Linked DNA regions of Mus musculus: regions 1, 2 and 4 are each linked to region 3. A link is a loop called in an ENCODE intact Hi-C map of the cell type or tissue named here. Cell type or tissue: left cerebral cortex. All regions are shown on one strand. Links, peaks and the distances in the headings refer to the core of each region. The heading gives the core; the rest is flanking DNA.

Region 1 (7,407 bases), core at 1,581-6,580, 430 kb after region 3:
CAGCTTCGGTGAAGTAGCTGGATATAAAATAAACTCAAACAAGTCAATGGCCTTTCTCTATACAAAGAATAAACAGGCTGAGAAAGAAATTAGGGAAACAACACCCTTCTCAATAGTCACAAATAGTATAAAATATCTTGGCATAACGCTAACTAAGGAGGTGAAAGATCTGTATGATAAAAACTTCAAATCTCTGAAGAAAGAAATTAAAGAAGATCTCAGAAGATGGAAAGATCTCCCATGCTCATGGATTGGCAGGATCAACATTGTAAAAATGGCTATCTTGCCAAAAGCAATCTACAGATTCAATGCAATCCCCATCAAAATTCCAACTCAATTCTTCAACGAATTAGAAGGAGCAATTTGCAAATTCATCTGGAATAACAAAAAACCTAGGATAGCAAAAAGTCTTCTCAAGGATAAAAGAACCTCTGGTGGAATCACCATGCCTGACCTAAAGCTTTACTACAGAGCAATTGTGATAAAAACTGCATGGTACTGGCATAGAAACAGACAAGTAGACCAATGGAATAGAATTGAAGACCCAGAAATGAACCCACACACCTATGGTCACTTGATCTTCGACAAGGGAGCTAAAACCATCCAGTGGAAGAAAGACAGCATTTTCAACAATTGGTGCTGGCACAACTGGTTGTTATCATGTAGAAGAATGCGAATCGATCCATATTTATCTCCTTGTACTAAGGTCAAATCTAAGTGGATCAAAGAACTTCACATAAAACCAGAGACACTGAAACTTATAGAGGAGAAAGTGGGGAAAAGCCTTGAAGATATGGGCACAGGGGAAAAATTCCTGAACAGAACAGCAATGGCATGTGCTGTAAGATCGAGAATTGACAAATGGGACCTAATGAAACTCCAAAGTTTCTGCAAGGCAAAAGACACCGTCAATAAGACAAAAAGATCACCAACAGATTGGGAAAGGATCTTTACCTATCCTAAATCAGATAGGGGGCTAATATCCAACATATATAAAGAACTCAAGAAGGTGGACTTCAGAAAATCGAACAACCCCATTAAAAAATGGGGCTCAGAACTGAACAAAGAATTCTCACCTGAGGAATACCGAATGGCAGAGAAGCACCTGAAAAAATGTTCAACATCCTTAATCATCAGGGAAATGCAAATCAAAACAACCCTGAGATTCCACCTCACACCAGTCAGAATGGCTAAGATCAAAAATTCAGGTGACAGCAGATGCTGGCGTGGATGTGGAGAAAGAGGAACACTCCTCCATTGTTGGTGGGATTGCAGGCTTGTACAACCACTCTGGAAATCAGTCTGGCGGTTCCTCAGAAAATTGGACATAGTACTACCGGAGGATCCAGCAATACCTCTCCTCGGCATTTATCCAGAAGATGCCCCAACTGGTAAGAAGGACACATGCTCCACTATGTTCATAGCAGCCTTATTTATAATAGCCAGAAGCTGGAAAGAACCCAGATGCCCCTCAACAGAGGAATGGATACAGAAAATGTGGTACATCTACACAATGGAGTACTACTCAGCTATTAAAAAGAATGAATTTATGAAATTCCTAGCCAAATGGATGGAGCTGGAGGGCATCATCCTGAGTGAGGTAACACATTCACAAAGGAACTCACACAATATGTACTCACTGATAAGTGGATATTAGCCCAAAACCTAGGATTCCCAAGATATAAGGTACAATTTGCTAAACACATGAAACTCAAGAAGAATGAAGACTGAAGTGTGGACACTATGTCCCTCCTTAGAATTGGGAACAAAACACCCATGGAAGGAGTTACAGAGACAAAGTTTGGAGCTGAGATGAAAGGATGGACCATGTAGAGACTGCCATATCCAGGGATCCACCCCATAATCAGCATCCAAACGCTGACACCATTGCATACCCTAGCAAGATTTTATTGAAAGGACCCAGATGTAGCTATCTCTTCTGAGACTATGCCGGGGCCTAGCAAACACAGAAGTGGATGCTCACAGTCAGCTAATGGATGGATCACAGGGCTCCCAATGGAGGAGCTAGAGAAAGAACCCAAGGAGCTAAAGGGATCTGCAACCCTATAGGTGGAACAACATTATGAACTAACCAGTACCCCGGAGCTCTTGACTCTAGCTGCATATGTATCAAAAGATGGCCTAATCGGCCATCAGTGGAAAGAGAGGCCCATTGGACACGTAAACTTTGTATGCCCCAGTACAGGGGAACGCCAGGGCCAAAAAGGGGGAGTGGGTGTGTAGGGGAGTGGGGGTGGGTGGGTATGGGGGACTTTTGGTATAGCATTGGAAATGTAAATGAGCTAAATACCTAATAAAAAATGGAAAAAAAATAAAATAAATAACAAGTTTACAAGAAGGAGAAAAGAAAAGTCCCAAGTATTGTGACTGCTATAAAAATGTTTTTTAAAAACCTGCATGTGAATGTGTGTATTTGATATACACCCATGTACTACTGCCAAGCTGTCTTCTGTATTACTGATTCTTGTATCAGTGTGGGCAGAATGCCTGAGGAGAAACTCCAAGGAGCATCATTTGTTTTAGCTCAGTTTTTGAGACCTCAGTCTCATTATAGGTTGGCCCCACAAGCTTGGGAGAACATCACAGTGGAGAGAGAATGTCAACAGCTCACATCATGGTTTCTGAGAAACAGTGGGCAGAAGGGATCACGACATACTCTAGAGACTCACACATAGTGGTCTACTTACTCCAGCCTAGGTTCTACCTCCCACCTTTTCCAAACCTCTGGAAATAGTGTCACTATCTGGTGAGCAAGCATTCAAAGCAGTGGACTGTGGGGGCATTGTAAATTCAAGCCACAAGAGCCTAGAAGCAATGAGCATAGCTTCAAGAGCTTAGATTCTAAGTACTGCTCTCAGGATGGGCATGGCAATTAGCATACTTTTAATCCCAGCACTCCAGAGGCAAAAGCAGACAGATCACTGTGAGTTCAAGGCTAGTCTGGTCCACATAGTGAGTTCTCAGATAGCCAGGGTTAAGCACTATCAAAACAAACAAGAAACATTCTCTAATAAACAGAACAAAAGCTCATTGGAAAAACGATTGATTCCAGGCCTGCAATAGGACAACATGATACCAGAAAGGGAGTGTTCAAAGTAAGAAATGAACATTCAAAGGACATAGGAGTAACTCAGGGACATTCCCAACGGCAAGGGCTGAAGCACTCTGAATAACAGTTCACATCACAATCACAGAAGATTTTGCCTGGGAGCCAAAGTAAACTAACACACACGGAAGAGATAAGAGAAGACCAACATCAAGCAAATCTCTTAAATAACTGTTATACATAACTAGCAATGGATGGTAAAAATCTTCTAAGAAATGTAACAGGTCCCTAGTCTCCGAAGCACCCACTGGTTACAGAAGAAAGCACAGGCGCCTTAGAGCCCAGAGGTCGGACACAACCGTGTCAGAGACCAAGGGAAGCACCATCCTGTGCTAAGACACTCTGAAAGCAGGTATTCCCACATCTCACTCCCAGGAACAAGGCACAAGTGGACCTCTCTGGTATACTTGCAAAAAGAAAAAAAAAAGTCTAATCTCATTCTAATCATAAGAAAATACCCCAATACCTCACAAACCGCAGCAGACTGAGAATCTCTGAAGCAACAGACAGTGACCTTCAAATACATTAAGGCCATGAAACACCCAGGAAGGCTGGTCTTGCAGAATCTCGGCACTTTACCGGGAAACCTGTTAAAAATCCGAGTAAGATTTAATGGTGGATTAATAGTATGGTATCAGTGGTCATCTCCTTATCGATCTGTTGAATACATACTAATAAGAGGGGATGCTGATTAAGTACACAGGGGACTCTCTGTGTTCTTTTTAACAAGTCTAGTTTGTGAACCAATACATATTTCAAGATAACTGGAACCTCGGAGTTGAACGCTTCCGAGTACTTCCAGTCTTTAGGGAATGATAAGGTGAAATACCTTTTTTGTTATTCCTTGATTGAAACCTTCAGATACTGCTGCATAAATCATGTCGGAAGAGTGCTGAAAGCTATCTCCAGTCAGTAGAATAATATCTTGTTAAAGTATCAGAAAATAAAACCTAGCCCACGTATCCTTGGCAGATCTGTGAAAACGGGGATGATAATGAGTGGTTTCTTTCTTCACAGATATATAGCTTCCGGTGCAGTAAATAGTCACCGAAGGCATACTGTGCGCTCAGAATTCATCGGACTCACATTAACGTCGCCGCATTTTGTGGGGCATCTGTTATCCACCACCAAGACTTTCCATAGATCGTTTTGGTTCCACTTCTTGTACTCGGTGCCTGCAATGGCTAAGGTTAGCCAACAGGAGGCAGAACACAACATCTAAATATTTTCCAGCCTTGTTTCCCAGGCAAACAGTTCTGAGAAAAACTGGAAGACTATCTCCCATCAATAACTGAGTAGTTGTCAGCCACACAGAAACCAACTCGGCAATAGATCTCAGTACTGCCCCCTGGGGCCCGTTCTGCTCCTTTGCGCTCTCAGCCTAGCTTAATGGGATCACTTCCACATGACCTACTTGCTCACTCACCCTTGTCTCAGGGACTGTAGAGAGGGATCATGGAGGCTCAAGCGAAGAAAGTGATACAGGCTATCCCTTAGAGCCAATCAGTGGGAGTACTCACAAAACCCACAAAATATCCATTACTACGGCAGACTGAATCTGACAATTCTACTCCATTATGAAAAAACTGTTCCAGATTCCGGTGTGGGACTGAGAACACGGGCCAAGAGGGCTTTCTACGGTCAGGGAGAGAAAACTTAGGAAGTAAGTCAAGTTGTACTTTTATTTTAATTATTTATTTATTTGCCACCCAAACAAACAGACACCTCAGCACTGCCCCCTGCCTTCTTGTGCTCCCTAAAGCAGCCTGTCACTGGGGATCAACAATGATGAAAAAGGACATTTTGATCTAGTTTGAAAACTTTATTTATGCTGCGTTTTCTCCCTGGAGAGATTTCCCGAGTTAAATAGTAGACAGTGTGCCCATTTGTTTTGAGTGGAATCCAAGAGAAGCACGAAGTATCAGTTATCCTTTCTGCTGCTCGATCTGAACAGCGCAAGCTGCCTGTCTGCTCTCCGCAGCCACGCCCAGGCGCTCTGTGCCTGAAGTGCGAAGCTTTGCTTCTTCTCCTTGTTCAGTTTTTCTTCCTTTCCTGTGGTGTTGGCCAGGTGCTGGGCAAACTCTAGCACTGAGCTCCGCCTCCAGGTGCCCAGGGCTTCCTGTCCTGACAGTAATGCCTGCTTGTCATCGAGGTTAGCTATTTCCCTGAAGAAAAACAAAACAGGAACTATGGAGTTAGCGTTTAGTTAGTCAGTGCCCAAGTTCCTTATTGCCTTGGGGGAAAAAAACAAACAAACAAGCAAACAAACAATAAATAGCAGCTGGGGACAGCCACGAAGCATAGCACACTAAATGTGGTTTTCAAGGGACCAGGCAAAGATCTGAGGGTAATTGAGTCAGAGGGCTCCTTCTATGATGAAAGACACTTCCTAAGTATAATATACACACATATACACTAACACACACACACACACACACACACACACACACACACACACACACACACACTCATACCGAGACAGACAGACAGACAGACAGACAGACAGACAGACAGACAGAGACAAAGACAGAGAAACAGAGGGAGAGAGGGAGGGAGGGAGGGAGAAAGAGAGAATGACAAAGAGATGGAGAATTTTACTGTAAAGTGAAACAGACTCAAGTTAACACACCAGAGAGGGTGACACATCAAGACCATTACGTGTGCTCCCTCAGCATGCGGACTCCCAGGGCACATCACTTCCATCTACTGCTTTCAGTTTTCCTTAGGATGAACTCTCTAAGGAAAAAAAGTTTTTCCTGAAACATTCTCTTAAACAGCAAACTCTAACACCCACTAACCCACCTTGTGTATTGTACAATAAACCCAGCCAGAAGGACCTGTCTTAGTTAGGGTTAATATTGCTATAATTAAAAAAAAAATGACCAAAAGCAAACTGTGGAGTAAAGGGTTTATTTATCTGGCTTACACTTCACTGCTCATCCCTGGAGGAGTGTCAGAACAGGAACTCAAAACGGAATGCTGCTTACTGGCTTGCTTCATATACCTTGCTCAGCCTGCTTGCTTATAGAACCCAGGACCACCAGCCCAGGGATGGCATCACCCACAATGGGCTGGGTCCTCCTCCACCAATCACTAAGAGAATGCCCTACAGTAGGATCTGATAAAGCCATTTTCTCAATTGAGACTCCCTCCCCTGATGACTCTAGCTTGTGTCAAGTTGACATAAAAGTAGCCAGCACAGGACCCTAGGACCAAGGAAAGATGAGTGCTAGAAAAATACATGACCATAAATAAACATATGTAAAACTCCACACAAATTAAGGGGACTCAAGCCATACTGACGGCTAGATCATACATAATTCAAAACCCCGACTCTGCTGGTCTATACAAATAAACAAGGCTTGCATCTTGCCAAATGAATGAAAGTTTTCCTAATATCAATCTTCCCTCAGCAAGAAAGCTAATTACAAATGTACCTTTTCCCAGATTAAACAAAATTATTTTTGTTTAATTAATTAATCCCGTTAATTATTTTTACCAAATTGCCCTCTGTTATACCTAAATTTCTTCAGAAGGCAGCTGTCAAGAATTTTCTTTACAATTTTCTCCTGCCTTGAGGAAAGTCACTCTCTACATGTGTGTTCAATCACGTCACACTGCTATCTACAAATGTTGAGACACATTCATAGCTATCCTGGGACACATGTGACCCACAGGCCACAGGCGGGACATACCAGAATAAAACACTTAAGGGCTAATTTTATAGAAGGTATACATAGAAGTAAAAACCCCAGCATTTATGCACTTATAACACCTCATATTTTAAATTTTCCCTAAAAGAAGACTTTATCAATTGGAGCTAAGAGCTGGTTGAGTAGAAAGCAGGGATACAAACCCTCAGCTGGCTTAGCAATAGTTCCTAGCCAAAGGGAGAAACAAAAGCATTGTCTTTAACTTCAGGATGCAGAGGTTAAGTTAAACTCATCACACGTTCATGACATTATTATCCTTATGCCCTGGTTTGTAGATTCCCCAGTGTAACAAAAGAGTTACCTTGTATAATAAGTTTTATTTATGTTCAATGTTTGCAAAATACTAAAAGGAAAGCAGCTTTTTAAAGTACAAAATCATTACACCAAAAAAAGCACTTCTGTTCCAGGTACTATATTTAGTAAGAGGGAAACCTAAAAAGACTACTAAGGTAGACACAGCCAAACAATTTGTGTATCCTCTCCACTCCCCACCCCACCCCCACTGCCCCACTCCCGACAGGGTCTGACTATACAGCCCTGGCTGTCCTGTCGTGGAACACTCTGTAG
Region 2 (7,407 bases), core at 1,061-6,060, 200 kb after region 3:
ATTTTTTCCCCCTTTCTATTGCTCTTTTCTTCTCAGCCAAAAACCAGGCACACGTTTCCGCATCTTAATAATGGGTCTCGCCTGGCCTCTGGGATCGCTGAGAAAACAATTCCCTCCTGCCTTCTCCTTTCATCCTCTCCCCGTGTTAGTCATCAGGGCCACCCTTGGAGAAGTTCATCCATTTCACTGAGGGGAAAATGATACCTCTACCTCGAAGTGAGCTTCCGGTCTTCTCCCTGGCTCCTCAGACCATGCTCACTGAATCCGTGTGGAACCAAAATAGCACCTGGGTGACTGGGAACGCTCCCACAGCCGAGGAAGCTAAGGCAGCAGATTCAGGTCTAGCTAAGTTTGTAACAAACTTAGCAAGGACGTCGTCCTGACTCAGAGTTCTGCTCCATTTAGAGGCAAACTTGATCGGAAGCGACTGGAAATGTGCCCAGAAATCCTCAGAAACCCGAGGTTCAAGGCACTGTACACAGCACTACTGACCTTAGAACAGTTTGCTGAAGTCGTTTTTCTCCGTTTAAGTAGAGAGATATTTTGACATCAATAAGCAAAAAACCACAACCACAACTCAACCCAACCCAACCCAAACAACAACACCCTCCCCCTTCCAACCCCCAATCTCCTCCACCAAAACCAAGCCAGCACCAACAGCCTCATCAGGTAACTTTGACCGGACACACATTGCTGACAGGGTAGGAGGGCGAGCACTGCGTTTACAAACTTCCCCTTTCATTTTTGTTCCAGTATAAACACGTGTCGTCTCCTCTGACAAAGCATTTCAGAACATACACACAGTAAGCTATGTGTTTTCATTTTGAAATCAATTTTCTTGGATTTTTTTTTTTTTAATTGATGGTAAAATAATGACTTGACTTATTTACTCACAGGATTTGTTCCTGACTGGTGACCTACCTCCCCTAAGTGACTGAAGTGCTGTGGACATTTGCACCCTTTGGTTTAGAGGAAGGGAAAACCTAATTTACATCATCTTATTTAAACACTCTGTCCTTTCAGCTAAGCTGCACTCTGATCCAGGCCTCGTGCTAGGCTAGGTGATGGAGACTCCCGAGCTAGAACAGAGATGCCTACATAGCAGTGTTTCAGTCTCACAGTACATTACTCTGTGTGTCTAAAGGTCTCAGCACACCCAGCAGCAAAGCTCAATTCATACAGGAAGCCTAAGCCTAGTTCAATATGATAATATCCCCAAATGTAAATGGATCTCCTCTGTTGGCCAGGCCGCAGACTGTGGAGTCCCAGATGGGGTGGATGGTCCATCCCACATCAGGAGTAGCTGCAGCCCATCTCAGCCTGGGCTCATTCCTCCCTCTCCTGTCTATCACCCCCAGTCTCCCTCCTGATGTTCTAGGCTTTATCCTGCCCTCTGAACACCAGAGTTGAAGCTAAAGGAAATTCCAACTCAGAACAAAACAAAACACCGGCTGCTGCTTCTGAGATTTATGAAGAACCCCGGGTGAGAGAGCAGTAGTTGGAAGGCTCTAGACACTCGTTGAGAGGAGCCAGCACACAAAGTGTCTTCTGCCGCAGGGTTCCAAGGGAATATTTTTCTTTCTACTCACTGCAACAGCTGGTCAGGAATTTCCCTATTTGTTAGGGAAAAGGAATTTGGCAAGGAAAATCCTGCATCTCTTCCCTTCCCCCCAGCAGAAGTCAGCTGTACCTCAGGACAGGTAAAAAAGCAAAGGAGTCAGACAGTTTATTCACTTACAAATGATTCAGGGAACTGAAATTTTCTTTCTGACTTTCCTACCCCCAGGCAGGGAGTTTTGGTAGAGAAACAACCACAGAAGAGTTAACTGGCCTGGATCTCTGTGCCTCTGCTCTCCCAAGATGATCACATTCCATTCTGGAATGCAATGCTGCCGAAGGAGGCCAGATTGGTTCTGTAGGTGGTATGTGCCCCACCTACACACACCCTAGAGTTCTTAGCAAGAGCTGTTTTCCCCAAGTGTTAACTGCTCTTTCTTTCATCCAAAGAATGATTTGTTGAGTGCTCTTCATGCTGGGTATTTTGCAGGTGGCAAACCTTATATTATATAAGGAAATTATAGTGGGCAAAGACTCATAGATGCAACCTTAGTCAATGGGTAGTGCAAATGAGGGACTACGGGGAGGTAAACCAATAGAGACTCAGTATTGCAGCTGCCCCAAACCCAGGACACATAGACTGGCATAGTGGCAGCCCATGTGCTCGAGCCAAAGGATGAGCCAGAAGATCACACATGAGAGGTGAAATCCAGACAGAGGGAGCAGCATCGGCAAAATGCAGTGACAACAGCAGCTTAGCTGATAGAGAAGAATAGAGGGGAAGACAAGTCAGAGATGTGGGGCAGGGGGATGCAGTGTGAGGAGGGAGATAGGAGGAGGGAGAAAGAAAGAGAAGAGGGAGAGTAGTAAGTAATGGGGAGGGGAAGGAAAGAAGGAGAAAGAGGGAAAGAGAATGGGAGGGAGTGAGAAAGGAGGGAAGAAGAGTATGGAGAATAAGAGAGAGAGGGAAGGTAGAGGAGGACAAGAAGGACACACGAGGGAATGATCAATGTATACATGTCAACTTTACATTGCTGTGTACTAGCAGTACAATGTACAAATCCAGTAGCAACGAACATTAAAAAATTATAAAACAATTTCATTTATAACAGCATCAAGAAAGAACAAAACACTCATCAGGAGCGAATTTAACCACAGAAATTCAAGTTTAGGATGTTGAAAATAACAGGACACCATTGAAAGAATTTTCAGATATCTAAATGAAGCAGCTGGTGTTGGGGAACTGGAAGCTATAAGATGTGTTATTCAGAGACCATGTTTTAAGTCACCCCACCAACATCCCAAATTAGTTCTTTGTAGAAATTCCCAGATACACACGGAAACCCACAGGACTTAGCCAAAATGGCGTGGGAAACGAAAAATGAAGAAGACACACTTCCCAAGTTTAGAACTTAGCAAGAAGCGGCAGGAATCAAGGCACTGTGCTACGGGTAGACACATAGATCAATCAGACAGCACTGACAGGTCAGGAGGAGACAGGGCCTTTCTAATTTACAAAGGAGTTTTTCCTACAAAGGAGTTTCTGATGACAGTGCTGAGACAGACTGAAGAATAGATTTCCTGTAACAGTGCCAGCACGCCTGGGTATCCACATGCAAGAGGCTGAAACGGCTCCTCTCCTTCACATCACAATGGGGAATCATCTCAAACTATAAAGAGCCACTCTAAGTGCAATAGCCAAGACTTTCAGAAGAGAAATGCTTGACCTTGGGACAGGCAATGGCTTCTTAGCAATGACAAGAAGACAAAAACAGGAAGTTGAATGTTATCAGAACTCGGTACTTCAAATCACACACTCAAAAAGTGAAAAACAAAACAGAGAGAGAAAAATAAAAAAACCCAAAAACATTCCATAGGACAGGAGAGGATATTCTCAGATCAGAAGGCAGCCCAGAGACAAATGTAGAGCACAGATTAAATACAATTAAAGAAAAAAAAATAGATGCCTGGAGAGATGACTCAGCAGTGAAGAGCATTGGCTGCTCTTCTAGAGGTCCTGAGTTCAATTCCCAGCAACCATATGGTGGCCCACAACTGCCTGTAACAGTATCCAATGCCCTCTTCTAGTGTATCTGGAGAGAGCAAAGGTGTACTCATATACATAAAATAAATAATAAATCTTTCAAAAAAGCAAAAAAATAAGTATGCAAAGCTCACAAGCAGAAACAGACAGACTGCCCTTTGCTCTTTGCAAGAGGTAGCGCACAGTGGATCATCAACCCAAAATGTCAAGGCCTTAAGTATAAAACTCCAGAATGATAACGGAAAAGCGAGATGACCGTAGGTTCAATATCAAAGGCACAATCCGAGAAAGGAGTAGTTGATACCCTGGATCCCACAGAGATCAACACTTCTGCTCTGTAAAACACACTGTCAAAGGAGAAGACAAGCCACGGACTGGAAGAAAGTATTTACAGATGGCGTCTCCATATCTGATAAATGATTTACCCAGAATACACCAGGAACTCTCACAACAAGAAGTGAACAGCCTGGTTTTAAAAATGGGCAAAGAGCTGAGCCAGACTCCTCAGCCTGAGAAGATATAAATGGTAGATAAATGATATTTGATCTCATGCCGTTGAGGAACTGTCAATTAAAGCAACAGTGATATCACACTGAAGACTCACAATGGCCAAGATCCAAAATGACAGAAATTACCGATGAAGCCATGAAGCCCTGGGAACTCTCATGGCTGAGGGTTGGACATGAGTTGGGTGGGGTAGCGGGCTTGGGGGTTGTGGGCAGGACAGTGCAAAATCCTGCCACCACTTTGGAAGACCTTTTTAACACAGTCATATCATGCACCCAGCAAGCATAGTCCCTGATGTTCATCCAAAGGAACTGACACCATGTCTGCGTAAATACTTGAACAAAACCAGGTGGTGGTAGTGGTGCACACCCTTAGTCCCAACACTCAGGAGGCAGAGACTGTTAGATTTCTGAGGCCAGACTGGTCTACAGAGTGAGTTTAGGATAGCCAGAGCTACGCAGAGAAACCTTGCCTCAAAAAACCAAAACCAAAACCAACCAACCAACCAACCAACCAACCAACCAACCAACCAAACAAACAAACAAACAAACAACTCCTATCTCCCCCGTATCCCCCCATGCCCTGACAAAACCCAAAACAAAACAAAACAAAACAAAAACAAAGATACCCTTCAGCAGGTGAGTAGATAAACTGTGGTATATTAACATAAAGGGTATTATTATTCAGCACTAACAATAAACGAACTATTGATACCCAAAAAGACATGGAGAGAATTTAATTGTATATTCAGATCTAAGGAGGTCAATCTGAATACGTTAGGTACCATATGTGGGAAATTCAAACTACAGAGGTAGAGGAAAGATCAGAGATTGGGGAAGAGAGGAATGGACAGGTGAAACAGGGCTTTTAGGGCAGTGAAATGCTATGTATGATGCTATGAGAACTGATACTGGTAAACTCTTGGGGACTTTTGATAGTAATCTCTCAGTGTAGGCTACTGGTTCCAACAAATGTTTCACTGTTTTGGGGGCAATTGGTAGTAGTGGTGCTGTGCATCTGTGGGCACAAGGAAAATGTATACCTCGTCTCAATTTTGCTGTGAACTTAAAGTTGTTCTCAAAACTAGTCTATTTTAAGACACAATTTCCCCCCAGCACAACAAACCATTATTTATATCATAGCATCAGGTACAGTGCTCTCCCCAGAATTTTCTAGGTCAGTTTATGAATGATCAAAGTCATAAAGTAAAATACCTTTTCTAAACACTTACAAAATATGGACCAAAGGGGCTCAGAAGGTGATTCAATGGGTAAGTGTGCCTACCATGCAAACAAGAGGACCTGAGTTCAAATCCCCAGAGCCCTTGTAAATCTGGGTACTTCATGCACATTGTAATTCCAGGGCTCCTACAGTGAGAGACGTTTCCCGAGCAGCTCATCGACTGTACACAGTAGTGACTAATAAAATGACCCTATCTCAAAGAAGATAGGTCAGTACCTAAGGTGGTCCTCTGACTGCCACATGAAAGCCTCCGTCCCCCTTCCCTCCCCCCCCCCCCCCCGCGAAACGATTGACTACATATAAAGATGAAGCATTTGAGTACAACCTTTTTCGAAATGAGATATACATCATATGGTGCCCAGTGCCATCCATGCTGGTGGAAATGCAAATCGAAACTACAACGAGCTACCTACAGCTCTGCATCCATCAGATTGCTGGAGATTGAAAGGCGGAGAATAATTAGTTGACAAGGACTTGGAGAACCTGAGCCCTCATATTCTGCTGCTGAGTCTGTCAAGCAGTGTAGCCACTATGAAAAACAGTTTGGCAGTTCCCCAAAAAGTAAAACTTAGAGTTTCCATACATGCTGGCAATTTCAACCCTGAGATAATTGAAAGCAAATGTCCACACAAAGATGTGTCTATCAGTGTCCAGAGCTACATTAATAAGGAAATAGTGGAGACTGCCTAGACATCTGTCACGTGAATGGGTGAGACAAGGCGATATATGCACACAAAATGGGAGTTTATTCAGCAGTAACTGAGAATGAAGTGCTGGTCCTTGCTGTGGTATAGATGATCCTTGGTGGTTTAGCCAAATGGAAGAAGCAAGTCACCAAGAACCTTACAGGCCAGAACTGGCAAACCTGCAGACAGAATAGCCAGCCACTTAGGGAAGGGGTTACAGCACATACGGTTGGGATTGCTCAACAGGTCAGAGCTTCCTTTTGATGCGTGTGCTCTAGAGAGTGACTGTGATGATGGCCACCACGTCTGTAAGTACACCAGAACCATTGCATCTCTGAGCCCTTGAAGGGGTGGGTTAATGTACACAAACAATTCTTCAATGAGCTATTATTAAAAGAACAATACAACTGAAGCCAGAGAGTGTTGGTGGACACCTGATCATCAGGCACTGTAGATCTTGGAGGGAATGGCTTTCCCTGACTCCCATCTTTGCTTCCCTTCCAGCTATTCTGGGTAAGCAATATGACGTGGAGCTGAGTTTCTGCACTGGGGCCCAGCCACCTCTCTCTGGAGAGCACCTGGCACAAGCTCCTGGTCTTATCTGGATTTTTGTTCCGCTGTTTGAGTCATCAAACAAGCACGGATGGGTCACACAGCTGACCCCACTGCTCAGCTGGAGTGTGGCCCTTTGTCCCACTGCTCCCTACCCTGCTTCCTGTGGTGGCAGTCATTGATTTTTCTCATGACAAAGCAGTCATTCACCCACTCTGGAAGGCTGGAAACTGTAACCCCCCTGTTTTAGAGTTAGGACAGCAACACTGAGAACCTCTTCAAGTAGAATGTTCTAGAAGGCAAAAAACAAAACAAAACCAAAACAAAAAACAAAACTCAATAGAGAGACGACTGTATGGGGAAGGAGCCAGTGCTATTTACACAGACTAGATGCAAATCTAGAGTAGGAAAAGAAGAAAGGGTTTTTAAAAAAACGTGCTCCTCAAATCCCAGGGGAGAAGCTCGCAGAAGCCAGCACCCTAAACCTCCATTTCATCACAACATCCAACTCCGTGCCCAATCATGCAGCACTGCAGTGACTAAGCTTTAAAGACCGGTGACTAACTTCCATACCATCAGAGCTAGAGGGAGAAAACCCCCTCCTTTCTAGAGAGGTGATGTGGGACCAGCAAGAGCTGCCTGGGAGCTGCTTGGTTAAGAATGTGGTTGGGACAAGCAGAGCCTGTGTTGAAGGCTTTAGAGTGAACTGTGATCTGCCCTGTGTGGACAAGTCCCCGCAGGCAGACAGAATCAGGGATGGGTGAGCTCCTAGTGCGCCCCCACCCATCATGGTCTTGCCTCCTCTGATGCGCAATGTGC
Region 3 (7,407 bases), core at 884-5,883:
CAACAAAAAAGCCAAACCCTTTCTCTGTCTGTCAAACAGATTGGAATATATTCCTTCTTCCTCTCCCACCATCAAAGGCATGCATTTACACTTCTCTCCCTGTCCCCTGCTTCAGCATGTCTATACACATACACCATCTATCTCCTGTGGCTGTACCAGTCCTGGCAAGATAGGAGTGGAATTTAATCTGCATCCTTTCTCAGACACACCCAAGCCTGACTCTGCCAGTCCTCAGCGCCCAGGCTCCCTGCTGCCCTCTGCTGGCGGGGGTGTTCATTTTCTTTTCAAGTCCTCCCTACTTGCATAAGGCACGTTAGGAAACCTAGAGTATCTGCAGTGGGTGGCTGGTAAATCTCATTTTGCAAACAGGAGACTATTAGGATTGCATGAGGGAATCACAGGCCCAGTGCTTACATTAGGTGATGATATCTTTCCCAAGAAACTGCAAAATGTGGTATAGATGCAAGAATAAATGGTTGGAAATATACATCTGGAAATGGGGTAGTCAGAACCCATACCTCCAGATGAAACCGTAGTAGTTAAGAAACCAAGGAAAACTCCTTTGGACCCTACCTCAGTGCCGTCAATGACCATTTTAGCCCCCAGTGAGACACGGGCCTCTCCACTGAGGCACTTTCTGTTCACCAGGCTGCTTGCAGGTCTGTGCTGATCCTGATAAGTGTGAATGGGTAGAGGAGTGTGGCTAGGGTGAGGAAAAAATTGTCCTTAGAGAGGCATGCTGATGAGAGTGGAGGAACTGTAAGTCACCTGCAGGGACCACAGTACTTCTTTGCTGCTGGAGAGCTTGGCCACAGAGGGTGAAGGAGACGCTCGTACCAGAAACAGTTTCGAGATCTCAGGGTACTTTGCATAGGCCACCAAAGGGCTGGAGCTCCCGCTGGAAGCAGTGGAGAGGCCCTGGAGATTTCAGGAAAGGCAGTTCAAAAATGTACACAGATCCCTCTGAGATGGGGAGGCAGATTTCCATGCATCTCCCTGTACATGTGGAGACAGGTTAGGATGACAGTGCAGTAGTTTAAGAACAAGACAATGGTGGCTAGAAGCAGGATGCTGGTGAAATAAATACCTGGAAACATCTGGGAGACCCACATAAGAGGGTCTACTAAATGGCCGACTGTCAAGTATCAAGGATGACTTCTGGGCAGGAGACAAAGCTTAGACAGAGAGCAGTTGCCCAGTGGCTCTGTCTTTAGTTCTCAACACTGAAAAAAAAAGGTTATTTCCAAATTATCTCCAAATTTCTGGCTTAAGGGGGTGAGGGACGGGGCCAGACCGTGGCCTCACAAGCTGATAGGGAGACTCCCAGGCGGAGTTAGTTTAGAAGTGAATGTTGTGATAATGATCTGAGGTGCTCTAAATACAGGGAGGTAGAGGTGACTAGCAGGTATCCAAGGCTGGGGGCTGGGGGGTGGTATGGCTAGGCTCCCTCTGTACTGGGAGACGGCACTGGATAGGTGCAGTTCAAACCATGAAGTGGTTGAAGTCAAGAGATGGAAGTCACGGAGGGCAGTCTGGGAGCAGACCTGGGAAGGGACCAGAGATGCTGCTGGTGGAAGCCAGAAGGGAGACTGGGGGATGACCTTCGAGGTAGAAAGAGCACAGAAGGGCTTGTTGTCATAGCAACGAGTGACAAGAGCTCCCAAAGAGGAAGCATTCGCTAACAGGCAGCGTTCCATCACAGTGTAGCCTGGAAACCTCCTCAAGAGTTTGGTAATGAGGAGGTTGCAGAGGCAGAGGGTAGCAGGTGAACGGGAAATGGAGTTGAGAAAGCAGAGACGGTTGGGATGGATACCTTCTGGGACTGTACGCTAAAGGGAGGATGGACAGATGGACAGAGGGCAGAGAGTCTCTTCTGCTTCTGTGTTTTGATTGTGTGTTGGTTTAAAAAGGAGATCTTCTGTCATGGACTGAGAGGAGGAAGTGAGTTCAGGACATGAACTGAAGGGCGTCTTAACGCGGGTGAAGGGGCGTGGTCCTAAATGGTAGGAAGAGACAGGGCAGCAGTAAATGGTGACTGCAGGTGCGCATGCAACATCGTGCAGGGCAGAAGAAAGAGCGTCAAGATGGGCGAGTGAGTAGAGATGACTTTTGGTTTTTTTTTTTTTGTTGTTGTTGTTTTGTTTTTTTCGAGACAGGGTTTCTCTGTATAGCTCTGGCTGTCCTGGAACTCACTCTGTAGACCAGGTTGGCCTCGAACTCAGAAATCCGCCTGCCTCTGCCTCCCGAGTGCTGGGATTAAAGGCGTGCGCCACCATGCCCGGCTAGAGATGACTTTTAAAGTGAGAGGGGGGAGAGACGTGGTAAGGAGCTCTGGGTACTCTCGCAGAAGACCCGGGTTTGGTTCTCACATGGTGGTTCACAGTTTTCTCTAACTTCAGCTCCGAGGATCTGACCTTGGCCTTTTCTGGCCTCCATGGGCACTGAAGATATGTGTTACATTTGCACACATGCAAGCAAAACATACCCATAAAATAAAAAACAAATAAGCCTTAAAGTGAGAGAGAAGTAGATGCAAAGCAACCGAACAGAGGCACAAAGACTGGAGGTGAGGTACTCAGAGGGTTCTAGTGACCACCAGAGGGCAGTGTGGACCGCAGTGTGAGCACTGAAGGAAGGCTGACCGGGACCGGGGCTAGGTGGCCTTGGGCAAACAGTCTGATCTTCCCTGAGACTCTTTCTCTTTTGGAAAATGAGGACTATAAAAGGACCTCCCTCAGCTGGGCAGTGCCCTTAATCCCAGCACTCGGGAGGCAGACACAGGTCAGTCTCTGTGAGTTTGAGGCCAGTCTGGTATACAGAGTGAGTTCCAGGACAGCCAGAGCTACATGGAGAAACCTGATCTCAAAAATCTAAAACTAACCAACCAACCAAAAGAACTCCCCTCCCAGAAGTGCTTCATGTGTTAAGTAATTTCTTCTGTGTGAATGTGACTGGTAGTGGAGAGAAGCCAGCAGGAAATCAAAGCGCTAAGCCAAGGACAGCCTTTGGGTTTGGTGTCTTTCTCTGCTTCTCACAGGTCTGAAGTTGACTCCGGGGTAGAGGGCCATTCACATATCTTTCTTTACTTTGTCCTTCAAGCATCCAGCCTAGTGCTGGACTTACAGAAGGCCTTCAGCGGTGTGTTAGGTAACTGGCTAAATGAACCACACACAGTCACCATCTACCTCTCCAGACTCCTGACTGGAAAGAGCTCACTGCAAGGGCACCATCCTGACCTCTGCCTTCACAACCCAGGAGTCACCAGGCCAAAGGATGGCCACACAGGACCATGGAATCTATTCGCTGATACAACCTCGTTAGCTAGTCCTAGGCTTGGCCAGGGCCGCTGTGAATGAAGTTCAGGGGGCGTTTCCAAGCCTATCATTTATACATTGACCCCTGGAGCTGCTCTTGTGCATTACTCTCTTCGACCACCAGAGGTCAGGCTGCAGTCAGAACAGGCAGGGCCCAGAAAAGCCCAGCTCTGACTGAGGTCCTCCCTGCCCCGCAGGGCAGTTCATCTAGACCCACCCAGGCTTGCCTAACACCCAATAGTGACAGCAGGATTCCTTTCCTGTTTGTCACCGACGTGAGCAGAAACAAAAGAAGCTACTTGCAATCTGATTACAGCTCCAGAAAACCGTTCCCCTTTCCCACATATCATGCTTGGGAATCGCTCATCTGCCAACCAAGGAAGTGAGGGAGATGCTCTAAGAGCCAATTCCTTGCTTTGCTCACCGTTTGGAAACACAGGGTGGGACCAGGAATCTGTACGCCATGCCATCGCTGCCTCTGGTTTTGTTCACCAGTCCTGAACAGTTAGTGCTGTGAGCGACATCTACCTAGGGCTGTCTCTAAGCTGAGCCTTTGACTGGGGTCCTGCCCAAGACGGAATTATGGTTTCCCTCAGGCCTGTAAACCTCAGAATGTGGGGTTCCGGGAACATTTGAAGACATACAATTGCATTTGGTCACATAAACACCTAGCCGGGATGAAAGAGAATTCTCACTGTCCGGTGCAGAACGAAGACCACCTGGAGCCGTCCGCCCTCCCCACCCACCCTCAGTGCTCAGCGTCTTCTGATCACTTCCGAGAGCTGCTTTCCTATTTCATCCGATCTGATGTGCTTCTGTCTTCCCCAGAGCAAAACCATCTTGTACTGCGCTTCAGCTCTCTGCTCAAGATAATCCTTGCTTGTTGTCCATCGGTGAGGAAAACTCAATGCACAGCACGACCACCCTGGGGCACCAGCAGCTTCCGAGGATGGAATTGGAGGAAAGTTAACACCGAGTAGGCAAAATCCATCCTAAGATCAGCCCCACTCAGAAAAACAAAACAAAACAAAACAAAAAATGTGTAATTTAGGATGAATACAAGTCTCTTCCTCTTCTTGTTCATCTACGGCTAAGTTTTCTACCATAGCCAAACGTTATTATAGTCACTTATCTAAATCCATATGTCTGCTGTTCTACATATCTGATCAGAAGCTGCATAGGGGTGCATGTACACCTGGTCCAGTAGGGTTTCCACGAGGGGTCAGACGGGTGCCTGTATCGCTGCTCTGGTCTGCACCCCTGGAAGACTATGGTTAGTACGTCTATTAGCAAGCTTTCTCAGAGCCTACACTGTGATGATGTAAGAGGAGACCAACCATCAGAAAATAGTAAATAAATGGGTTAGTGAGTCAGAATTGGAGGTTAGGACAGGTGCTATTGACAAGCCTCTACAGGGTAAAGACACAATAGAAGCCAGCTTTAGAACTGGAGGGCTGGCGAGAACTGTCAGAGTAGAGGCGGGAGCGCAGACCAGAATGGAGAGATGGATCATAGGAAGAGTGGAGAGGGGGAGACGTGTTTGTGATCTACCCTACTCACCTGGCTTCCTGGCACGTGGCTACAGAACTTCCACTTGTTGCTAACTTCAGCATTAATTGGGCACCTTTCCTATGCCAGGCCCTGCACTAATTAGGTCCTTGGGATGCCGTTGCAAACGAGGAGGGGAATGGTTTCTGAACCTACTCGAACAACTTAACTGCAATTTTTAAAGAACAAAGAAAGCTTTGTTAATCTTTAGCATCTAATACATTCATCACTTCACCTTCCCTGATGATCTCTGCCCCTCCTTTTTCACACCATCACTCCCTGGAGATGACTGGAATGAAAAAATGGCAATGACCTATAGGAGAGTCCCTACCAAATAGCCCCGCCCCTACTGGGGAGCTCCGCCCCCTACCTGGGAGCCACGCCCTCACCTTCCGTGGGCTCCTGTGGCACCAATACATCACAGACAGAGGTGGTCAGGTCCCCAGTTTAAAAGGCAGAGTTTCAACATTCATCCCAGGCTCCTGGGTGCAGACAGTTCCCTTTGCATCTGAACTTGGGGACAGAAGAAGAAGATAAAGAACTCAGAGATGGCTGCTTGGGGCTGTGGCTCGGGTGTGTATGTTTAGTACCAACAGGAGTCTGAGAGGAGTTGAAGGCTGGATGGGTTTCATGGTCCTTGGCAGCACTCCTCCAGGTTCTGATTGGCTCTTAGAAAAGCTCCCGATGTAGCTTCAGAGCCTCCTTTAGATTTCCTAGCCCTTGATCTAGGGTGGGCTGGTTCACAGATTTCTGGTGAGATATCCTTTCCCTCAACTCCAGGCACCGCACCCTCTGTGTCTACAGCCCCTCCCTCTGAATACAGTCTCAGCTTCCACTTTTTGTCCTTAGCCCCCAAGAGGCTTGAAGCTGAAACTGGAGGCAGAGCCGGCCCCAGTGCCAGGTGGAACAATTGACTTGGATCCTCTTAACAGGGGCGCTGGGTTACCAGACACCCATCTGTTGGCTGTTCTCAGTGAGGAAACTCAAACCAGATCGCTCTCAAGGGCATCAGCGCCACGCTCCCCTGCCTGCCCAGAAAAGGGAGCCGCCTTACCTTCTGGCACCTTCCTACTAACAACTCCCATGTGGCCCCTCCAGGCTTTTCATTAATATCCCAGCACCTCGCTGAATAGTCCGAGTTCACTGCCAGGAAGCGTCTTTGGGCCTCTGGAGGAGCTGCAGCCCACTGGGCTATGCATCCGTCCTATCTTTTCTACCCAAACACAGCAATACTTGCCGGACAGAAGCCATGTCACCACCCCATCAACGCCACCCTTTCCAGGAAAGCGAAGCCACTAAGAGCAGTTCAGTAGTTAGTGAGTGAAATAAATTTGATCTCTTTAAAAAAAGAAAAAAAAAAAAAAAAAAAAGAAACAACAACAACAAAAACATTGTATCCAAGCGGTACATTTGCATAAGTTAAGAGTCAAAGACACTACTAGGCACCATTTCCACACAGCAATGATTTCAACCCACAGTGTGGTTTCAGAGGAGGATTTATGTCCATACTTCTCAAAGGCATTCTGCTTTCTAAACGCTTCTTCCTTCACGTTAGGCCATTAGCAGCTTTCTAAAAGCAAAGGTGAGACTCTCCCAGGCACCTTTACACACACCCTCCCCCAGGCACTGGTTTCTGCTCCGGTAGGGAGCAGACAGTGCTACCTGACCAGGTGTCCTCAGTTTGCTGCTCTTTGGTTTGCTCAGTGTGAATTTGTATCACCAGCTCTTTCATTCTTCACAGAACTATAAACCTCCTGTATCGTTCTTTAAGAAACAACCACGTTTATGAGACTTTCTCGGTTTTTGAAAATTCCCTGATGATCTGCCTTGAACTGGTTTTCGGGCGTTCCCTGCATTTTTTTTTTTTCTTCCTTGTTTGGACATGCCTGTCTTCCCTCTGAGTCATTTCTTGCAAGCCTTCTCTTTCCATCTGGCCCATGAGCACCAGCTGGTTTTCCATGTCTGCAGGTCCTGGATGTCGGCACCCTCGCCTTTTCTTTCTCTTCCTGTTGTCCTCTTGACCTTTTGCTACTGCTTTCCGGGGAGGACTCCCGTTCTCTCTCAACTCTTCCCTGGAACATTCACTTAGCTCTGTACTGTAAAGCTCTCTCTTCTCTGTGTGACAACCTTCTCTAGTCTTCTGCGTGAAATACATTCTACCCCCAACAATATTGATGATAGAGTTTTCTCTAAAAGGCATTTACTCCCCGATTCATTTAGTTTAATTTTTAAAATTCACATCTATTTAATGGAGGTGTGCATGTGGTATGTGTGTGTATGTGAAGGTCAGAGGACAATGTGTGGGAGGATATCATGCGTTTTCTGGGGCTCAAACCTGGGTATCAGGCTTGGCTGCAAACACCCGTGCTTACTAAATCACCCATCCGGCCTATGATGTTTCTCTAAAATACTAATTTCCTGAGAAGAATATGTAGTTTAGAAGAAAACAGCAAAGGTCTTTTTCTGTCATTCGCTGGTCTCTTCAAATTTACTCAGACCCTTGCTCAATGTCCTTCACGCTCATTTGCAATGCACCTAACGGGTA
Region 4 (7,407 bases), core at 852-5,851, 79 kb after region 3:
AACTGAGGCTCCATATATCTCTTATCCAGAAACATCTAATCCCCTTCCGTGTGCATGTATCTCACTACCCAGGTGAACTCTGGCAGGAGCTGCAGCCACTCCCTGGCACAGTTCTGAACACTCCATAAAGCCTGCTCTCTGTTGGGCTTAGTGTACACTTCTGAAGTGTTCAGTTTATCCAAGTCTGAGGTTTTCAGAGTGCGGAGACAGGAACAGGCCATGTGAGGTAGCACCCCTCACTCCCAAGGAGCAGATGAGAAAGATACAGCATGGGTCCTGCTGGCCCATAGCTGCGCTTGTAATTATGCTGTTTAGATGTAAATGTATCTTCCCAATGTGCTTAAGTGAAGTTCCTCTTGGCTTAAATATTCCCTCTGAAACTTTCGGACTATTAATTTCCTCTGAATGAATGGCTTTAAAAATCTTAAACTTTGGGCCCAATAACAGAAAGTCATTAAGGGTTTGACTCACAGTATATAAACTGGGGTGTGTGCATGCATGTATATGTATTAAACAACTGTTCATCCCAGTAATGGAGCTTTCTTTAAAGGGGCTCATGGGAAATTCTACAGGGTGTATGAGCAGAAACCAGGGTCCTCTGCCACTCTTAAGTTTGAAAGTACTTTACCCAATATGAGTGACCATAAAGAGGTTATTTTTAATATGTGGATTTACTGTTTGATATCTGTAAAGGCAAATACCATTAGAAGGAGGTAGGGGAACTTCTTTCCATCAATTAGTGATCAGTGGGAAAGGCCAGCTGCCCCTCCTGCAGCACAAACTGCCCAATATTTTAATAGATATCACTAGGTTTTGTTGCCTGCTTTTCCTGAGAAGAAAATCCGATGAACTAGCAGTAAACAAAGGCAACCTCTAAAAAGCCTATTTATCTTCCCATATGTAGTTTCCTCTTGATAACAGCTAAAACCACTTGACCGCTTACTGTATGCCCAAAGCCAGGCTGGTTGTCTCGCATGTACCATTTCATCTACCGATCACGAGAACCCTGTGGGGCAGGTAATCTTTCTATCACCCATCATTTTACAGAAGAGAAGGAAATGCAAAGCACAGGTGATTTCTCCTGTTACCCAATAGAGAACAGCAGAGCATGGATGCCAGGGAGTGACTCTGAAGCTACCCAGTGGAATCTGGGTCAGCATACTAGAGACACACAGTCATGATGACAGCCTGCTGTGGAGTCTGCCTGGTGCCTTCCTATCAGCAAATGAATGAATGAATGAATGAATGAATGAAGAAAATTTGGTCCCTGACAACCCCCCCCATGTGTATGTGTTATTTAATCATAAAGTAAGTCATTTGCATGTTAATGAAAGGAATTTGGACATTACTGTATTAAATGAGATTAAGCAAAGTCAGAAAGACATATACCACATTTTCTCTAATACATGGTCCCTAGATGTCATATACATATATGAAATTCTTATGTGTCTGTGACATAAAGAGAGAAGCAATAATAGCTGGGTAAAGGAAGGGCATGAGGGGGAGGGGTGAATATAAGCCAAATCATGTGACACACTGGAATGGAAATATCTTTTGAAACCTATCACTGTGTAAAACAAATACATGCTAACTTAAAAAAAAAAAAAGTCCTAATCAGCCAGCCAGAGGTGGCCACACCCTTATAATCCCAACATTCAGGAGGCAGAGAAAGGGGGATCTCTGAGTTTGAGGCCAGCCTGGTACAGAGTTCCAGGACAGCCAGGGTTGTACAGTGTCTTGAAAGAAAGAAAGAAAGAAAGAAAGAAAGAAAGAAAGAAAGAAAGAAAGAAAGAAAGAAAGAAAGAAAGAAAGAAAGAAAACCCCCCATCTTACCATCTTACTTCCCTGCCTCTTTTATCCACTGCTCAAGCTATCATGACTTCCTCTTGTGAGTTTACTGGGCATCCGTCAGAGGCTACAGATCTCTGGTCAGTGTATCTGAACATTCCCAAGAGTATGCATGATTACGTTGTGCTGCTGAGAGCAGTACCTCATTCCAACAGGGCCGAGGATGACGTGCTCTCATTTAAACTTTCTGTGATTTTATCATCTACTACCACCTTTTTCATGGGCCTAAACTGAAATGTTATACTTTGCCTGGAACCATGAAAATGTCCTCTACTCTTCAGGGAGACATGAGAGAGAGAGAGAGAGTGTGTGTGTGTGTGTGTGTGTGAGTGTGTGTGTGTGTGTGTGTGAGTGTGTGTGTGTGTGTGTGTGTGTGTGAGTGTGTGTGAGTGTGTGTGTGTGAGTGTGTGTGAGTGTGTGTGTGTGTGTGTGAGTGTGTGTGTGAGTGTGTGTGTGTGTGTGTGTGTGAGTGTGTGAGTGTGTGTGTGTGTGTGTGTGTGTGTGTGTGTGTGTGTGAGTGTGTGTGTGTGGGTGTGTGTACCCATAGTTCCCAAGCTCTTGGTTTCATCACTGGGTCTCTCAGTGAGATCACAGCCCTAGGGTTCTGGTTAAGCGCTTCCCGGGAGGGCCGCAGCACTCAACGTCAGAATTTCAACACTGGTTTTGGTGAAGACTGGATGGTTCTGAGGACATTTATTTGTTGGGGGAGAAGATGCAGAGAAAGGGAAACTGCAGAGAGGGGAAAAGCATAAACAGGGGAAACAGCAGCAAATTAAAAGGTCCTCTACAGGGCTGCAGAGATGGCTCAGAGGTTAAGAGCACTGGCTGTATGTAATTCCAGAGGACTGGGGTTCAACTCCTAACACCCACGTGGTAGCTCACAACTGTCTTTAACTCTTGTGTCAGGGGGATCGGACACCTTCACACAAACATACATGCAGTCAAATCACCAATGTACATAAAATAAAATAAAAAATAAATACATGATTTTAAAGACAGTCCTCAAAATACGCACTCAGCATTTACAATCCAACATGTCACTGGCCAGCCTAGACAGGAGAAAGATGAGATGGATGGAGAAGTGGAAAGAGAGAAATCCCAACAGCTCAGCGTGGAGAACAGCAGTGGAGGGGGAGAGAGGAACTGAGACTTGATCTTGCTACAGATCCATTTTGACTGACAGGTCGGACCATCTGAGCAGACACACAGCAGTGTGGAGTGAATCAGAACAGGGCAATCACCCTCTAGGCACTGAGCCTCCTGGCAGATGAGAATGAGAAGGACGGGGCTCCAGCCCTGTGTTCTCCCCAGCAGGGCAGAACCTGCACTAGTCTGGGCAGCAGCCCATCTGTTTAGCTGCTGGCTGGACTACACCAGGTCTGGAGAAGCTCACATGGTCCTTAGGGTGAGACGAGGTCTGAGTCATTCCACCTCTAAAAACCCGATGGTTAGCTGATAGGTCACCTAAGGCCCCTTTCCCTATCTTTGATGCTTAGCTTAAGTGTGGCCACGGTCTGGCTGACACGATTCGAACTGTAACTCATAAACCTTGAGCTCCACGTTGAACCTGCAGTGTGGCTGCTGCTCCTGCCCCTCTCATCCTTCCATATCCTATTTTTAAGTTATTTCTGTTGCTTTTAATGTTAAGATTATGCTCTCAATTCTGAAGTACTCAAATTTCTTTGGAGTCATCAGAAGATTAGTCACTACGTATCATCCCCACACTATCCAAGTGTCTGTCAGTAGAATTCGGAAACAGACATACTAACCGCCAACGCTTACACCGATTTCTATGTATAACGTGACACTGTTGGGCTAAAGAAGACACACCACGCAACCCTCCAAAGGGAAACAAGAAACCCAAGCAACCTATATGTAACTGCATTTAGATGACATCTAAGAACAGATTAAAACTAACCTATTAGATAAGAAATTGGACTGGTGATCATTCTTGGCCCAGACAGCTTTGTGCCAGGTGATTCTGAGTTGTGCATGTCTCCGAGCATATATAGTAAGCGAGCAACAGATTCAAAGAAATAAGGACCAAAAGGACCAGCAAGGACCAAAAGGTGTGAAAGAAAGCCAGCCAGCCCCTGAAACTGTGCAGCACATGCTGTTTCCTGTGGGGAGGATATTAATTACATTTCTATTAATGTGACCAGAGAGCCAGCTCCTGAGTTTACTTTACTTTAGGGAAGACTTTCTCTCTCCCATGAGGCCACGGCGGTGTGCTAATATAAGACATCATTTTCTATAAATCACAAGCTTGCTGGAAAGCATCTAAGAATAACTCACGAAGGATACTCTCCATCTAAATTGACACTTTTGATCAGAATCTTGCCCCGTGGGTACATGATAAATACAGTCACCTGGCTAATGCCTGAATCCCTACTGCCTTACTAATTGAACTCTGCCTCAGTGGGCATGCAGACTGGGGAAAAGAAAGGTAAGAAATGCTGAGCTAGAGACAAAGTCGGGGAAGCCCCAGGTAAGCACTGCCTTCTCTTTCTCAGGACTCTAGCTGGTTCATCTGTGAATTTGTTTCAACACATTTTTCTCTTCCTGGAGCAACAGAGCTGGCTGTCAGATCAATTTCTTTTTCTTTTTTTCTCCTCGGTGTTCTGTAATCTTTCTTTGATCAATTTGATATACTGCACGATGGCTCCACTCGATGCATACAAAGAGTGGCCATATACAAACTTGCACCAGAAGTAATTACACTACTAAATCATGAAACATAATGAGATGTGCAGAGTGCCTACTTCCACCCCAAACCTAATCTCGTCAGCATTACTGAAGCACCCTTTGGTCCCAGTTTTTATCAAGTATGTATTAATAGCTTTCTAAAATGCTACTGACCAATTAAATGTCTGTATAATCATTAGCACTTACACACAAAAGTTTCCATTCTTTAACAGGAGATGTGGCCGGGTGGGGGTGAGTAGTAATGACAGTCAGCCCATACACACCACTTAACAGCAAACTGGTGAATCAACATTAAGGGAGGCAAGGTTTCCAGGACAACAATCAATTGCCAGCTCATTCCAGGCTGTATACAGACCCCTAGGCACATCAATTCCCGAATTTGCCCTTTGCCCAGCTAGAAAGATATTCTTTTAATTTCTATTTTCAGATAAAAAGTTCTTCCTACTTCAGCATTGATTTTTCACTATTTATCCTTCTAAGTTTAAATTTTTCAAGTAACCCAGTGCTCAATATTCTGCTACCTAGTTCCTCTTAAATTATTCCTTTAATTTGTTTCTTCTTACTTACATAGATCAGCAAAGCCCTTCTCCAGGACAACGGGCAAACTGAAAAGCCCTCTCAACTATCCCCTATCCAGAGTTTGGCCAGAGAAGCCAGCAATACCACTTTTCCTGCTCAGCTTTAGAGAAGATGGGCTTTAATTAAAATTTCACTATTCATAAAACACCTTCACAGAAATCATGTTTCACACATAACCAGAACATAGCAAAGTTACCAAATGTGTTGTTATGTAGCCAAACAAAAGCCAGAGGTGGTGGCTCACACCTTTCATCCTAGTATCCTAGAACTAGGAGGCAGAGGCAGGTGGATCTCTGTGAGTCTGAGGCTAGCCTGGTCTACACAGGACAAGCCAGAGAGCTATATAGTGAGACCCTCTCTCAAAAAACAAACAAAACAAAACAAAACAAACTAATCAAAAGACAAAAACAACGAGAACAAAACAAACCCCACAATCATACAATGACTTCCTAAAAACAGGAGGTTGGAAATGTCCATCAGAGCTTGTGTGGAGTACTGATGGATTGGTTAAAAATGTATCAGTCTGGCCCGGTGTGGCGGTGGGCATCTTTAACCCAAGCACAGAGGAAGCAGAGGCAGGCAGTTCTCTTCCAGTTCAAGGCTACCATGGTCTACACAGTGAGTTCCAGGCCCAGGGCTGTTGCAGAGAGGAACCCTGACTCTCGGAAAACAATCATTCAATTTTCTCATTTAAACTGTGCTTGTTTAGAGTAAGGAGGGGGCAGAGGGTTGAGGTTAATCAAACAACAAAATAACTTGAAGCCACAAACTCTTATAGCTGAATTCTATTGAAGGCTGTAAACACCTGAAATTTGTTTGTCCCCTGCCCCAACTCCCGTTAAAAAAAGAAAAGAGAAGAGAAGAAAAGAAAAGCTAGACTCAAATAACTAAAACCAACCCTCTTTAAGGCTAGTTACCCTAAAGGGTATATACCTCCTGCTCTTACATCCAGAAACAGACTCCATGTACTACACTAGGTCACTATGAGGCTCAATTAGGAATAACAGGAAAATAGCCCTCTCTGCGTATGTCCAGAAAGCTTTCTACTCTTGAGAAGATTTAAAATAACATTAAAGCGACTTTGGAGAAAGCCCATGAAATTCAGACTTCAATTCAGAAACAGGCCTATGGGATAATTTGTGGATGCCATCTGGGATCCAGACAGCCTCATCAACAAAAGGCAAACTTGTTGAGATCACCCAAACCTACAATTCACATACATTTCTACATCTGGACTGAATTAATCTCTTCTTGGTACTGGCTTTCATGTAATAAAATAATTGTTTGCAGGTTTTATTTAAAAAAAAGAAAAAGAAAGAAAACACGGCTCTAGAAATCAAAACGTAAAACATTCAAGTTGAAAACTACAAAGAATTCTTTTATCAGAAACTTAGTTGTGAGACAGGAGTCATTTACACAGAACTCTTAAAAACTGAGGACTCTGTCCAAAACAATTCTATTTGAAACCTGCATTCCAAGCAACTGCCACAAAAGGCTACACAGCCCATTATGTCATAAGTTCTGAAAGCCAAAAGCTTTATAAGCATAGTTAAATGTGGAATGGTCTCCAACAGCCCCCAATTCAGCCAACCCAGTTGAATGGCAGATTTTTAAAAAACCTGTATAGCATACGGGAGCATTTTGTTTTAAAAGGAGGGCTTCCAGCCTGCCCGTGTTGCTTTCGGGTATTTTCCTGTAAAGCTCGGGGTATCTCAAATCTACACCCTCAGACTGTGTATCTGAAACTGATGTCTTAACCCCTGCTAACCCCAAAAAGGAAGCGATGGGAAAGTCAGAAGATTTGCCTGGCTCAAAATGTTTTGAGCCCTGCAAGAGCTGTGACTGTGTCAGATCGCAGGTATTTCTGTAAGCCACTCAAAGCTGGTAGGTGGGCGGGGAAAGGGGGGGTAGTTCTTATTACAGTCAGTCTGCTTTCTGGAGAAGATATCCTGCAGATAACTTGATATAGGATATCCCCGGGGGGACCCTCGCCATCCAATAATCTACCAGAGGTCTCCTTTACTATAAAATATTAAGTGAGTATGTTTATAAACATACCCTCCCCTTAAAACCCTCACATTTCCATGTCAACCACCTCCAGTTGTGGAGTATTCTCATTTTTAACGTAAAACTATAATTTCTCAAAACCACACCCAAGGAAAATGATTAGGTGCTAGAAGTTTTACTACAAAGGACCGAAGCAAAAGGCATCTGTTTTCCTGCTCCATTCTGCTCTCTTCCCCTCCCCCACTCTCCATCCTGCAAGCCATTTGT

Evidence for each region. Hi-C counts contacts between places; a loop is a spot of excess contacts. Peaks named below come from ENCODE experiments on the same cell type or tissue, not always from the same donor. Only the 100,000 strongest peaks of a DNase experiment are listed, where the experiment ranks them.
Region 1: a loop joins it to region 3, with 4 times the contacts of the local background. A loop is called at or near these places in 4 of 42 quality-filtered maps.
Region 2: a loop joins it to region 3, with 2.1 times the contacts of the local background. A loop is called at or near these places in 4 of 42 quality-filtered maps.
Region 4: a loop joins it to region 3, with 9 times the contacts of the local background. A loop is called at or near these places in 18 of 42 quality-filtered maps.

What each region holds. Positions count from the first base shown.
Region 1 is chr12:70,474,835-70,482,241 of GRCm38, reverse strand. No RefSeq gene overlaps it. Among named protein-coding and RNA genes, the nearest start is that of Tmx1, 25 kb to the right of the region's middle. In left cerebral cortex, for the core only: a CTCF peak has its summit at 4,440 (motif pointing left); DNase peaks (open chromatin) are centred at 4,480 and 5,025; H3K4me3 peaks cover 229 bases.
Region 2 is chr12:70,707,002-70,714,408 of GRCm38, reverse strand. No RefSeq gene overlaps it. Among named protein-coding and RNA genes, the nearest start is that of Gm32322, 17 kb to the right of the region's middle. In left cerebral cortex, for the core only: no CTCF peak of the experiment used is centred there; DNase peaks (open chromatin) are centred at 1,912, 2,932 and 3,116; H3K27ac peaks cover 1,635 bases.
Region 3 is chr12:70,906,443-70,913,849 of GRCm38, reverse strand. Gm32664 (a long non-coding RNA gene) reads right to left here. Exons shown (of 4, transcript XR_381658.4): 2 at 5,252-5,375; 3 at 4,875-5,031; 4 at 4,070-4,254. It overlaps Gm46355 (a long non-coding RNA gene), which reads left to right and starts at 1,696. Exons shown (of 2, transcript XR_001780623.2): 1 at 1,696-2,092; 2 at 3,100-4,397. Gm10457 (a long non-coding RNA gene) reads right to left here and starts at 1,963. Exons shown (of 2, transcript XR_003950189.1): 1 at 1,088-1,963; 2 at 1-918. In left cerebral cortex, for the core only: CTCF peaks have their summits at 2,601 (motif pointing right) and 3,429 (motif pointing right); DNase peaks (open chromatin) are centred at 2,613, 3,443 and 5,505.
Region 4 is chr12:70,826,980-70,834,386 of GRCm38, reverse strand. The region is part of intron 1 of Frmd6 (FERM domain containing 6); the gene reads right to left. Among named protein-coding and RNA genes, the nearest start is that of Frmd6, 5.2 kb to the right of the region's middle. In left cerebral cortex, for the core only: no CTCF peak of the experiment used is centred there; a DNase peak (open chromatin) is centred at 3,614; H3K4me3 peaks cover 934 bases.